2 separate regions of the Homo sapiens genome follow, and region 1 is linked to region 2. The links are chromatin contacts, found by Hi-C in ENCODE. All regions are on one chromosome and are shown on one strand. The core of a region is the stretch at or near the end of the contact, and the rest is flanking DNA. Distances in the headings are between cores, read along the strand shown. Region 1 holds the start of FAM53C (family with sequence similarity 53 member C). Region 2 overlaps KLHL3 (kelch like family member 3).

Evidence for each region. A loop is a pair of places that touch in the nucleus more often than their neighbours do. Pooled maps may share reads with other maps.
Region 1: a loop to region 2 is called in a map of gastrocnemius medialis, with 4 times the contacts of the local background. The contact joins the promoter of FAM53C here to the enhancer-like site in region 2. A Hi-C loop is called at or near these places in 2 of 168 maps with a recorded cell type or tissue (ascending aorta and gastrocnemius medialis) and 1 of 50 pooled maps.

Annotation. Positions count from the first base shown.
Region 1 is chr5:138,335,961-138,341,863 of GRCh38, reverse strand. It overlaps FAM53C (family with sequence similarity 53 member C), which reads right to left and starts at 3,598. Exons shown (of 5, transcript NM_016605.3): 1 at 3,557-3,598; 2 at 451-680; 3 at 1-55. The coding sequence starts at 528. It overlaps LOC100128966 (a long non-coding RNA gene), which reads right to left. Exons shown (of 4, transcript NR_146628.1): 4 at 4,718-4,990. It also overlaps a transcript of CDC25C not described here. RefSeq lists silencers at 3,149-3,238, 3,289-3,638 and enhancers at 3,719-4,198, 4,369-4,448.
Region 2 is chr5:137,621,528-137,627,689 of GRCh38, reverse strand. KLHL3 (kelch like family member 3) reads left to right here. Exons shown (of 15, transcript NM_017415.3): 14 at 1,794-1,937; 15 at 5,564-6,162. The coding sequence ends at 5,592. Among named protein-coding and RNA genes, the nearest start is that of MIR874, 23 kb to the left of the region's middle. RefSeq lists an enhancer at 4,722-4,771. Within about 2 kb of position 4,734, at least 17 of the 41 ENCODE cell types and tissues checked have a DNase peak (open chromatin) inside an H3K27ac peak, as active enhancers do; they include ascending aorta and gastrocnemius medialis, where a contact is called at or near this core.

The DNA of each region.
Region 1 (5,903 bases), core at 2,349-4,848, 720 kb before region 2:
ACACAAGCTGGAAAGAGTTCCCACAGTTGGAGATGTCTGCATGATCAGGCAAAGGCTAAGAAAGAGAGAATATCCATCATGATTTGGATTCAGGACACACTGACAGATTTCTAGGAAGCCCTCTTCAGTTCTCCTCTGCGATTCATGAGCTACAGGGATGTTAGGGACATTAAGTGTTCTTCCTCTTGTCTTCCCAAAGTTAGTAAGTCAAACAATCCACATCTTCCAACATCTCAAACCCTTCTCCACCCAAGTTTTGCTGTCCCTTCTCTATCGGTGGAAAAATCCCTGCCCCCTTCCTTTTGGGCTGGGTTTTGAGCCATTAGTGGGCTCTTCCAGGTTAAGTACCATGATTCATACAGCACAGGACAAGAGTAAAGTAATAGCAACAATCAGCCTCAGAAAAAAGGGGGAGGGGGTCGTGGAGAAGCAGGAAGACTGGTCTTTTACCAGACTGATGCTGAAGCGTGTGCATTTCAGCTCATCCAGAGTCTGCTTCTGTAGCTGCTCAGTGATCAGGGTTATCATGATTCTCCCCAGGATTTGACTTGCACACTTTGGAGCAAATGATGGATGTCTTCCCTGTTGTTCTTCCAGACCTCACTTGTGAGCCGTCTTCTGCCACTGCAGCACCATTCTAGCACCATTGGGACTTCCCTCTCCAGTCATGCCTGCTGAGTCTGCCAATTAGAGGGACCAGCCCCAAGTGATATTAGAGATGCACCTGGTCCAGAGATGGAAAATGCATGGCACACATACCACAGCACCCCTAAGCCAGGCCTCTGGCAGACATCAATTGATCACAGCTCTTTCCAGCTAAGCCTAAACACAGCTTCAGAAATTATGAACTTGGCAGTCCAGATATGAAATAAAATAGAGTTGGCAATCAAGTTGAAACTTATTTGCTACCCTTAAACTGGTTCATGCTCTGTTGTTTCTAACTGGAATACCAGCACCACTTAGAAAACAGCTGCTCAAGTGAGAGAGAGGGATGCCCAAATGATTATTTCCATCAAGATCAGCCCAGTATTTTATCTTCCAGTCAGAAGTGAAAAGAGGTACCCTTCTCCTAAACTACAGAAATAGTAATAAGAGAACAAGGAAGAACAGTGGTTGTAGGCAAGACTTTCTGCTTTAGACCTGAGTACATAGGATTTTATGTCCTCCCACAGCCTAAACATCTGATATATTATTGTTTTCCAATAGATACAGTGTTTGTTTTCTTATCAAATGGGAAGATAAAGAAATGGTCAGGGTAATTCCAATACATTTCAACTCTACAGACGTCGTAAACAACAACTCCATGACTGTTCAACTAAGTTTTTAGCCTCATCTGATGCAAAGTCCATGGATACAGTTAACCAAGATTCTTTCTCGTGGTCAACTTCTGATAGAAGCAAACTAACTGTATCAGATAACAGGCTTCAAGCCCACACAATTACCTGAGGGGCCTTGCTCAAGGGAAAAGGGGAGGTTAAGCCAGTGTCTTGATTTTGTTCTATCTATTCCCGGAAATGAGCAGCAAGCTGACAGCTTACCAGAGAATGTGTGTAGCATTAGCTAGTCAAGAGAACAAATCATCAAGAAATCTAATTATTAATCCAATTTGCTAAGAGTTTTGACAAATCATTTAATACTCCTTGGCCTCAGTTTACCCATATGTAAAGTGGGCAGAATAATCTTAACCTGTCACAGGAACAATATAACATATTAAAATGTACAAAATGTACCATCTGACCTATAAAAATCAGGAGTCCACACAGACTACCATTTCTCGTTCCCGTTTGTGAATCTTCAAGGCCTCAGAATGTCAGAAGTAATGAAATCAATAAGATGAAGAAGGCAATAGGGTCCATCTCTCTGGCTGAATACCATCCTCCCTCACCTGCACACTAAGAAAAGCCCAAGAGGGCTCTTCCTTCTGTGACCTTGGGGGCAGATCACTCTACAAAAAAGAGGAATTATCTCTACCCCACTCACACCTTAGAAGGAGGGCACAAGGAAGAGCAAAGAGATAAACCTGGATGTACCTGGAGTTCTCTGGAAGAAAGGTGCAAGAGAAGTCAATCATCATTACAGTTAACTATCATTTTCATGCATAATTATTACCACCCTGAACAAAATTCTAGCTTCCGGGGAGCTCTCTTCAGCTGCTTCCCCTATATTCTTACGGGAGAAGCTAAAGCTTATATCACTTCTGCTCTTGGTTTCTTAACTCTGCTGCCCTCAAAGATCAACCAGAGAGGGAACCTAAGTGCAGGATTTTACCCTAGAGACCCCAGGCCTCAGGCTAACCAGCTATGAGGAGCAGGGAATGAAGCAAACTCTCCAGCTTTTCATGAGGCATTTGGACAAACAGCAAACTCCCAGCCACCTCTAGGATCAAGTCAAGACAGTGAATTTGTGTTTTTCTGCATTTTAATTGTTGGGATGTGGCCACACACAGTGGTAATTGGAACAATGCAACTACCACCACGCAACTGATACTCTCAGCCTGAGTTTCCTAAAACAGGCCAGGCTGCGAGGGGGAACAGAACGGAAGCCATAAGGAATCAAACCAGGACACAAAAGAAGGCAAACCAGCTCCGCGAGGGGCCTCCTCTTTCTCAAGCAGGCATTGAAAAAAGTGTAAGAAGCCCTCTCTTGCCGCCTTCCTTCCCCTTCCATTTTGTGTATCTGAAGGGTAGAGACAGCCCTGAATATTCACTAAACAAGTTAAAACTTCTCAGTTTAACAACTGGCACGGGGCTCAGCCCTTCACAGAGCAGCAGGCCGCTAGGCCCTCTCAGCAACCCCACCAGACCTAACTCTCAGTCCAGGCTTTCCCTCCACCAGCAGCCCCCAAAAATAAAGATCAGACCCCCACCCCATCTCCTATTGGATGGCAGTAACCCCTGACACTCCTGTTTCAGGGATGCTGAGGTTGTGCTGTACCAAGACAAGGTAGGATCAGGTCAGGCCAACAGGGAGGAGAGTCACAAACCCTTTGGGGACCTTCCCCTCAGGTCCCAGCCCCACACCTCCTGGGGAGACTGAAGAAAAACATGAGGAAGGCAGGGAGCTGCATGAACAGGTAGGTGGAGATCTGCCTGCTCTTCTTCCATATGGTTCTGGTGGGGAAAGGGGTGACAAGTGGGGAACACCCCTCCCCCCACCCCCATGAAGAAGCAAAAGGCTAGGCCCCTCCAATCTTCAACCTCTCCCTCTGTTGCCCTGCCTGTCCCCGCGGGGTGGGGCATGGGGCGTCCGCTGGTCCCCGGGGCGGGGGGGGGGGTGCGCCAGGGCTCGCTCAGGGGGGCTGTCGTTCGCCTCTTCCCACTAGGTTCCATCATCTGGCCGCGGGAAGCGAACTCAGGACGCAGGGGATGGGGAGGGTCTGGGACTTAGCACTCCGCCACCCCCTCCCCCACCGGGTCCCGTGCTCTCCCCGCAGAGGCGGCCAGCGAGGCCCGGCCGCGCGGGCGGTCGGGCTGGGGGAGGGGAAAGAGGGAAGGAGGGAGGGACGGTTGAGGTGCCCGCCCCGAGGCCCCAGCGCCACCTGCCCTCCACCACCTACCGCGGTTCCTCCAGCTCCCAGGGCCGCGGCCGGAGCAGCTCTGAGCGCTCGGTTCGCCCCACGGTGCCCTTAAAAGGCGCTGGCGCGAACCAACGAGTCCCTGAGGAGAGTAGGGGGACAGCTCCGGCTCGCAGAATCCCCCCAAGCCACCCATGGAGGGCGCAGCTCCGTGTCGTGTCTCTCTCAAAGTGTCTCTCGGACAGCGCTGTTGGGAACGAGCCTGGCGCTTTGATTTAGGGATGGGGGTGGTTTCCTCACTAACGAGTCACCCCCTCCAAAATATCGCAGAAAGTGGACGGCCCCAGTTGGAGGCACATCTTGAAACCCGCGGGGGAGGCCATGTCGGAAGAAGGTAAACAAAGGCATCGCCCCTGCCCTCCCTCCCTCCAACGGCCCAACTGCAGCCTCCCACTCGGTTCGGGCCGCGTCACGCAATTAGCCACAGTGCCCCTCACCTGCTCTGCTGCCCCGCCCTCCACGACCACCTCTTCGAAGGAATCCCCCTTCCCCCAGCAAAGGACCCGTCCGCGGCGTGAAGGCTGCTGGGAAGTGTGGTCCAAGCGCGGATTAGGGCCTGCTCGGAGTCCCAGGAGCCCCTCTTGCAGCTGCCGGATCGGCCTGAACCTTAAAAACCCAGGACTTATAATGGTTGCGGGGACGTTTCCACTTGGTTCTGTAATTTGCCCTCACCCAGAACACTTTGTAAAGCTCAGGATAGCCCAGGGCTGTTCACTCCCTCTCTTCTCTCTCCGCCCCCTCCCCCCCAGCAGGATGAGGTAATGGGATTGTGATTATGACATCATAGGCGGTTCAGTTGCTTGCGTTTGCCTGGGGGGAGGTGCGGGGAGGTGGGGAGAAGTGCGGTGGTTAGACTTTCCTTAAACAGAAAGGGAAGGAGGAAACAGGCAGATGGGGAAAAGATGTTGACGGCGCTATATTTCCACTTCAGGAAGACAAAACCACCTTTTATTAAGTCTCCACCACTACCACCACCTCCCACATGAGCCAAAATTTAAGTCTTTTTTAAAGAGATTGAATGTAGACGTTAGTGTGTGAAGAGGTTGGGTTGATGGTTTCTGGCTCTTATGTAAATTCGAGTCTCAGCTAGCATCACAGATGGTTTAGGGAGACAAGCAAAAAAGTGGATAAAGGAGAGGCTTTAAACAATGCGTTCGTGTTGTGATCTCTTTGTAATACAAAGTTTTCTATTTCTTTTTTTTAATTGATTGGAAAGTAGCAGTAATGCAAGTAATCTTCACTATTACACTTAGCAGCAAGTCCTCTGAAAGACATCTGTTTTCTGTAAATATTTTGTGCCTTACTCAAGACTGGGACAGGTAAATAGCTGTGATCAGCTGGAAAGTAGAGCCAGTGGCGGGGGTCGTCCTCACTGAGCCAGGGAGGGGAGGAGGCAGGAGCCACCAAGTCTACAAACTGAAAAAGAGTAGAGGAAAAATGAGGTACAGTACTAACTGAGAAAATAGGGGTGGAAAGATTTACCTTGCACTGCTTATTTCCCCTTGGCAAAAGGAGCAGAGTTAGGGGCCATGAAGTAGGGGACACATGGTTTCCAATAATTGCTCTTATGTACCAGACACCATGCTACATTTTTTTTTTTTTGTAAAAACAGGGTCTTGCTGTTGCTCAGGCTGGAGTGCACTGAGGCGATCACAGCTCACTGCAGCCTTGAACTTCTGGGCTCAAGCAATCCTTTCCATCTCAGCCTCCTGAATAGCTAGAACTACAGGGGTGTGCCACCATGCCCAGCATATTTATTTCTATTTTTGTAGAGAGAGGCGTCTTGCTATGTTGCCCAGGGTAGTCTCAAACTCCTGGCCTCAAACAATCTTCCCATCTTGGCCTCACAAAGTGCTGGGATTGGCGTGGTGTCTCACACCTGTAATCCTAGCACTTTGGGAGGCTGAGGCAGACGGATCACCTGAGGTCAGGAGTTCGAGACCAGCCTGGCAACAAAGTGAAACCCCGTCTCTACTAAAAAATACAAAAATTAGCTGGGCATTGTGGCGCCCATCTGTAATCCCAGCTACTCGGGAGGCTGAGGCAGGAGAATCGCTTGAACCGGGGAGGCAGAGATTGCAGTGAGCCGAGATTGTGCCACTGCACTCCAGCCTGGGCAACAGAATGAGACTCTGTCTCAAAAAAAAAAAAAAACAAATGAACAAAAAACGAAGTGCTGGGATTCCAGGTGTGAACCACCACACTTGACCTACATACTTTGATATATATTCTCATTTTTTCTTACAATCATCAAATGAAACAAAACCTTCTCTTTGACAAATGAAACAGCCCAAGAAGTTAAGTGACTGCCCACATGGTAGGCAAAGGT
Region 2 (6,162 bases), core at 3,485-5,984:
ATTTCCTTTTTGAGCTTTGCCTTGTGGGTCGTGTACTGTGTCAGTATATCCTTTATGCCTCTTTGCTTTAGGAAAGTGTTGGCTTAGCCCAACTTCCCAGGCTGGAAGGACACACAGGTGACTTTCAGGCAGATCCATTTTCATTATTCTCATATTACCTGTTTGCTAAGCCCATTCGTGGCTGACTTGGAAGTGTAAACCGGGGGGGGGGGTGGTGATATTTACTAATTTACTCATTGCCTAAGCCTGCTGCCAAGTTCTCATTTGGCTTTAAGCCACATGAGCAAAGAATTACAGGACCCTTAAGGCAGCTAGTCTATCTAGAACCTGGGAATTCAGTTTAGATGTAAATGTGTGTTTGTATAAAATTCATACATAGATATTTCTATTTTTTAATAACAAAAATGGAATTACACTATAACACTATTTTATAACCTGTTTTTTAAAAAAACTCACTTTACAATCTCTCATGAACGTCTTATTACAACACTAAACTTATTTATATGATATTATTTTAAATGACTATATCATAATTTAAACAACCAATCTACTATTGGACACAGGTTATTTCCATCTTTTCTATCCTATAAGTAATACTTGAGTGATTATAAATGGTCTTTATAGCTAAATTAGTACACACATTTAAAATTATTTCTTTAGAATAAAAGGCCAGAAATGGATTTTTTTTTTTTTGAGACAGGATCTCGCTCTCTCAGGCTAGATTGTAGTGGCATAATCTTGGCTCTGCAACTCTGCCTCCTGGGCTCAAGAGATCCTCCCACCTCAGCCTCCTGAGTAGGTGGGACCACAGTTATGCGCCATCACGCCTGGCTAATTTCTGTATTTTTTGTAGAGACAGGGTTTCACCATGTTGCCCAGGTTGGTCTTGAACTCCTGGGCTCAAGTGATCCATCTGCCTTGGCCTCCCAAAGTGCTGGGATTACAGGTGTGAGCCACTGTGCCTGGCCAGAAGTAGAATTTTTTAATCAGAGGAAGCACATGTATTTTAGACGCCATCCAGGAGGGTGTCCATTTTTTCGTCTCACCAGTATTTGAGAGTACCTTCAGCAACACTGATAATTACTACTTTTTAGAGTATCACCAATCCCTTAATCTAATTTTGAAAAAATACACAACATATTGGACTGTGGCCTTTGAAAGTCTTAATGAGCAATAATTCATTACATTTTCCTATGCCTTAGACCCTGCTGTATGAGACCTTGCCCAAAATCCATCTCCCTTTGAGATCAGAGTAGGAGCTGTTCTGCATCCCTGGGAGTTGTGTGTGAATGTAGACCCAGTCTTGTAAAGGGATTAGAGACATAACCATCAGCATCACACAGTGTGAATATAACATAGGGCTTATCAGGGAAAAACTTAGCAGCAGAGAAGGAGTAGCATGCATGAAGTCCCCTGAATTGTCTTATTCCCTAGCTCAGGCCTGGCACAGGAGGTCTGTATACACCTTTCCATTAAAGAGGGGTCTGTGCCCATATGCTCTACATACTTATAGTATAGGTATGTGTGTGGCGGGGGGCATACACGTTATAAGTAATCAAAACTCCCTGGTCAGAGAAATGATCCTGTTAGGAAGAAGGATCCTTGGAGCCCAGTGGCTGTTGTCAATATTTTCTTTCACTTAGCAAACTCAAACCTGTGGAGCCAAATCTCTGTTGTATTGCCATGAAGGGAGGAAAAGAGCCTCCCAGGCTATCCAGATTTGTCTCTTGATCAATTCTGATCTCTTAGTGCACCTGCTGTGATGTCTCCCATGGCTTTTGTTTGACTCACAGGGGTCTGTGCAGTAAATGGGCTCCTGTATGTGGTTGGAGGGGATGATGGATCCTGCAACTTGGCTTCGGTGGAGTACTACAATCCTGTCACTGACAAATGGACGCTGCTTCCAACGAACATGAGCACGGGGCGGAGCTATGCAGGTCAGTGTGTGCCATCTCCATGCCCATCCGAGAGGCCTCCAACACACTGGGGGAATGAGGGTTGGGTGGGCCAGTGGGATGAGGGGATGTGAGCTTGCTTAACTTGGGCCTGAGTGCCTCCTCCAGGGATGACAGGTAATTGTTACATGGCCACCACTCCTTCATTCTGCACTCATGACAGATATTGATAATTAGCACTTATTAACCCCTGCCCCTGCCCGAACCCTGTGAACCTGAAGATAGCCTCAGAATTTATAACATTCATTCCATCGAACCACTTCCAACTGAACTGAGTTGTCACAAGTGATTTTAGAATTTCATTGCCATTCCTGGTTTACTTTGTGCCAGGCTCCTAGATGGCATAAGATGCGATTGTTGTTGTCCAGGGTCGAATTGGACAACTGGGAAGACAAGATGATGCATATACAAGTTCTAAATGACATACGCTAGACAGGTTTTAGCACATGAAAGACTGGTGAGAACTGGCAAAGCCAGGGAACCCTTCCTGGAGGAGATAGGCTCAATTAAACTTTGAGGGTGGATCACAATCACACAAATAGCTGTCCTTTACTGCGTGGCTGGCCCCGTGCCATGGGGCAGTGTGTTAGGAACAGAGTGTGCATTTGTTCTCATCTTTTCAACAACCCTTGGGCTGAATGGGACTCTATCCGTCTATTTTATGGATGATATAACAGGTTTGGAGAGTTTAAGTAACTTGCTGAAGGCCACACAGCTAATAAATGGCAAAGTCAGAGTTCAAACCCAGAGTTCTAAGTCCATGCCCTTTGTGCTACCCCAGCTCAGGGTAAGCCTTAGAGTAAGGCACCAGGCGGGTGTGGAAGCTTCTTGGGGAGTGTGTGTGAGGGGTTTGGTGAGTAGCAGGGGCAGGGGTGGCATCAGAGTTGGTACTACTAAGGTTGGGTCCATGGGGAGATGAGCAAATATATATCCATGGTGTAGTTCAGTTCCTTGTATCTGGTTTTCCAGAACCTGGAATAGAGATAACATTATTGATCCAGCATGCACAGAACATACCAGGCATTATCCAAAGTATTTTATAGTCATTATCTCTTTTAATCCATACCACGACTCCAGGAATATTCTTCCGATTCCCATTTTGCATTATAAAGGTCAGTCATTCCATCTTGTTTGACTGCAGAGGAAGATTGTGCTGTGCAAATTTGAAGGAGTTTGCAGCACATTCTTTCAACATAAGACTTCTGTTGTAATGAACTTTAACTTTTTTCTTCCTTTAGAGTTTTTTTCACCTTGTAATACTTTTCTTGGCTAAGTATAAAACATTTTAGAAGAAGTTTGGTCCTGGAGTAATTCTGTTCTGGGATGAGTGAGACAAGTGAGGAATCTTCCCTTGACTCCATGTGTGCCTTAATGAGAGGGGAAGAGTTAAGTGTGGGTGGTTAGAATTTCATATATATGCTGAATATTTCATGTCCCTTTCTTCATTGTCTGCCCTCTCCAGAAGTAGGTAGGAAGGAGACAAGCAAACCTGCAATTTTATGTTCAAACCCACTTACTGAGTCTATTATCTTAAAGTCTAAGGAAATGCTCCAAAATACAAAGATTTATGGACAAATTTATTGGGGCCTTACTTGTAATAGCAAAAAACTGAGAATTACTTAATGTCTGACATGAGGGAAATAGCTAATAATCTATGGGATATTTATATAGTTTATGGATTTTTAATGTTATGAGAAAACATTTGTAATAGCCTGTTAGGTTAAAAAAGGATGCAAAGTTGTATGAACCTTGTGAACTCACGCATATAGTCCTGTATTGGTGGTAGTGGGAGTGGGGGTTGAATAGCTGCTGCTTCTTCTACAGATGGATATTGGAGTCAGATATGAATTTGAATCCCAGCTCTGCCACTAGCCCTGGGTCTCCGGGCCAGGTATTCTATCATACTGAACCCCTGTTGTCTTATTTGTAAAATGGGAATAAAATTAGACTAAGCCTTTTAGGGTGCTGTGAGAATGAAATGCAGTAATACTTGTGAAGAGCTAAGCACAATGCCTGCCTGGCATTAGACACCATGCAGTAAATGATTGTGATTATTGTTAGATGCTAGAAAGTATTCCAAAAAGACAGTGGTGGTTTTCTTTGTGTGAAGGGATTAAAGATTTTTTCTTTGTGTTCTGCATTTTCCAGATTTCCCATAATGAGAATATATTACTTTTATTATTAAGATAAAGGTTATATGAAAAAGCAACACAGGAGCCTGCTTTCAAGAAAAAAAAGCTACCTTCTGAAAGAGATGTCTGAGATTCAAGTAAGATGCTGTCAAGACCAGGCACCTGGACTCAGGTTCTGCCTGCCTTGAAGCTTCTGTGTCTGCACCTTTAGCCAGGAATAAACAGGAAATAGATGTCTTAGCAGAATATCTCCAGTGGGGTATCCTGGCTTGATTTTAGCCATGTTCTCTCAATCTCATCTTCAATCAGAACATTTCATAGTTGTGGGACTATGTTAAAATAAGGCTGCAGTAATATCCTGCCTGTAAACACCTGTAAGTTAGGATTTCATTTAGCAACAGGCACCAGAAACCCTGACAGATACTTTCCTAAATAAGGAAGTGAGTGTATTTGTCTCAAGTAGAAAGAAATCCAAGGTTGGCCTGGGGGCTCAGACTGACAGAACCAGGTTTCTCTTCTCTTTTCTATTCTGCCAGCTTTATCAAGGGCTGCTGCCTCCCCTTGGCCTTGCGTGAGCATTCCAGTCACAACAAGAACAAAGCCAGCGTTGCAACACTGGCACACTTGCCTTTACAGTCTTAGTGGCCAGCACTGGGTCACGTGGCACATCTAGCTGCCAGGCAGTCTGGGAACCTGAGCTTGCAACTTGCTGGTGGCTGTAGTCGAGGATAGCAAGTAGGAAGGATGTTGACGGAATCAACCTGTAATATCTGCCATGTAGCCTCAGTCCCTTACAGTGAGATTTTGGGTCATGCGTGGATTTATAGTTAGGTGCTGAGCATGGTTCACTCGGACTAAAACAGTAACATAGCATACATGTCTGGAGCATTTATCAAAGTCGAGATTGTCACACTGGCAGGGTCTCTTAGATGACATTTGTGTGGGAACTGAGCCTAAAGAGGTCAAAGAACTTGCCAAAGGCCATAGTGCAGGTTGACTGGTGGCAGAGCTAGGAATGGAATTCAGTCTTTCTTGCTCCCATGAAGGCAGCCTGCTGTACTTTCCGCTTCATTCCAGTGTCTTCTAAAAGTAGAGATGAATCACCCATTGCTTCTCTTACAGTGATTCAAATTTAGAACTGCATAGCTGCCCCTGGGCGCTGAGCATTGTTGGGCTGGGTGCTAGGGCTGGGGATGGGAGTCACCACAGTGAGTCCATGTGATGACACAGGGTGAGGCCACTAGTCAGTGGTGTTTGAGGGACTGTGCTCGTAGGTTCAAGTGTCTTGCCAGGACTTGGCTGTTGGAGTGGGGAACAGCCAGCTGCTAGCAGCCTGAGTCCACTTCAATATTAGGATAAAAATTGCACACATTTCCCTTGGCTGTGACTCAGGATATCTTGGATTCATGAACTCACTGGGACTCTGAGTAATTTTGGAGAAGCTAAGATGATAACTTTCTCCCCCTTTCTTATTAGGTGTTGCCGTGATTCACAAGTCCTTGTGACCCAAACTCCTACTGCCAGGAGGTGGAGGAAGGAGCAGGTGCTGCCTGTGACTCTGAACAGCAGGACCTTGGTGACTGGATTCAACTTGCTTGGGAGGGTCTGTGCTGCTGTGAGAACCGCTCTCCTCTGACTTGGCAGACTGGTGTTGTTCATCGCAGTGTGGACACCATTACCCACCCCCGTTCCCCTGAGGTGCTCTGGCCTATGCCCTGAGCAAGGGGGGTCTTGACATCCCCAGGCAGCACCTTTGGGCTTTGTTTTGGTGTTTCTACAGGGACAATACAGACCCTGGAGTGTGTGTGTGTGTGTGTGTGTGTGTAGACCATGGTGTTTCTCTATGTTTCTCTAAGTTGGGGGGTGAGCGTGTGTGACAGTCTACTGGATTTCTTTACTACTGATCCTTTCGCTGTGTTAAAAATCAAGTCACAGAGACCTCTCTTCTGGATTTGTCCCATGGGGACCCTGAGACTACTAAAGCTGCTTTCTTCTGAAGGTCCAGTTGGACAGTCTGGGAATGTCCAGAAATAACCAGTGAGAGGGGCAGTTCTCTGGCCACACCCACTTATGTA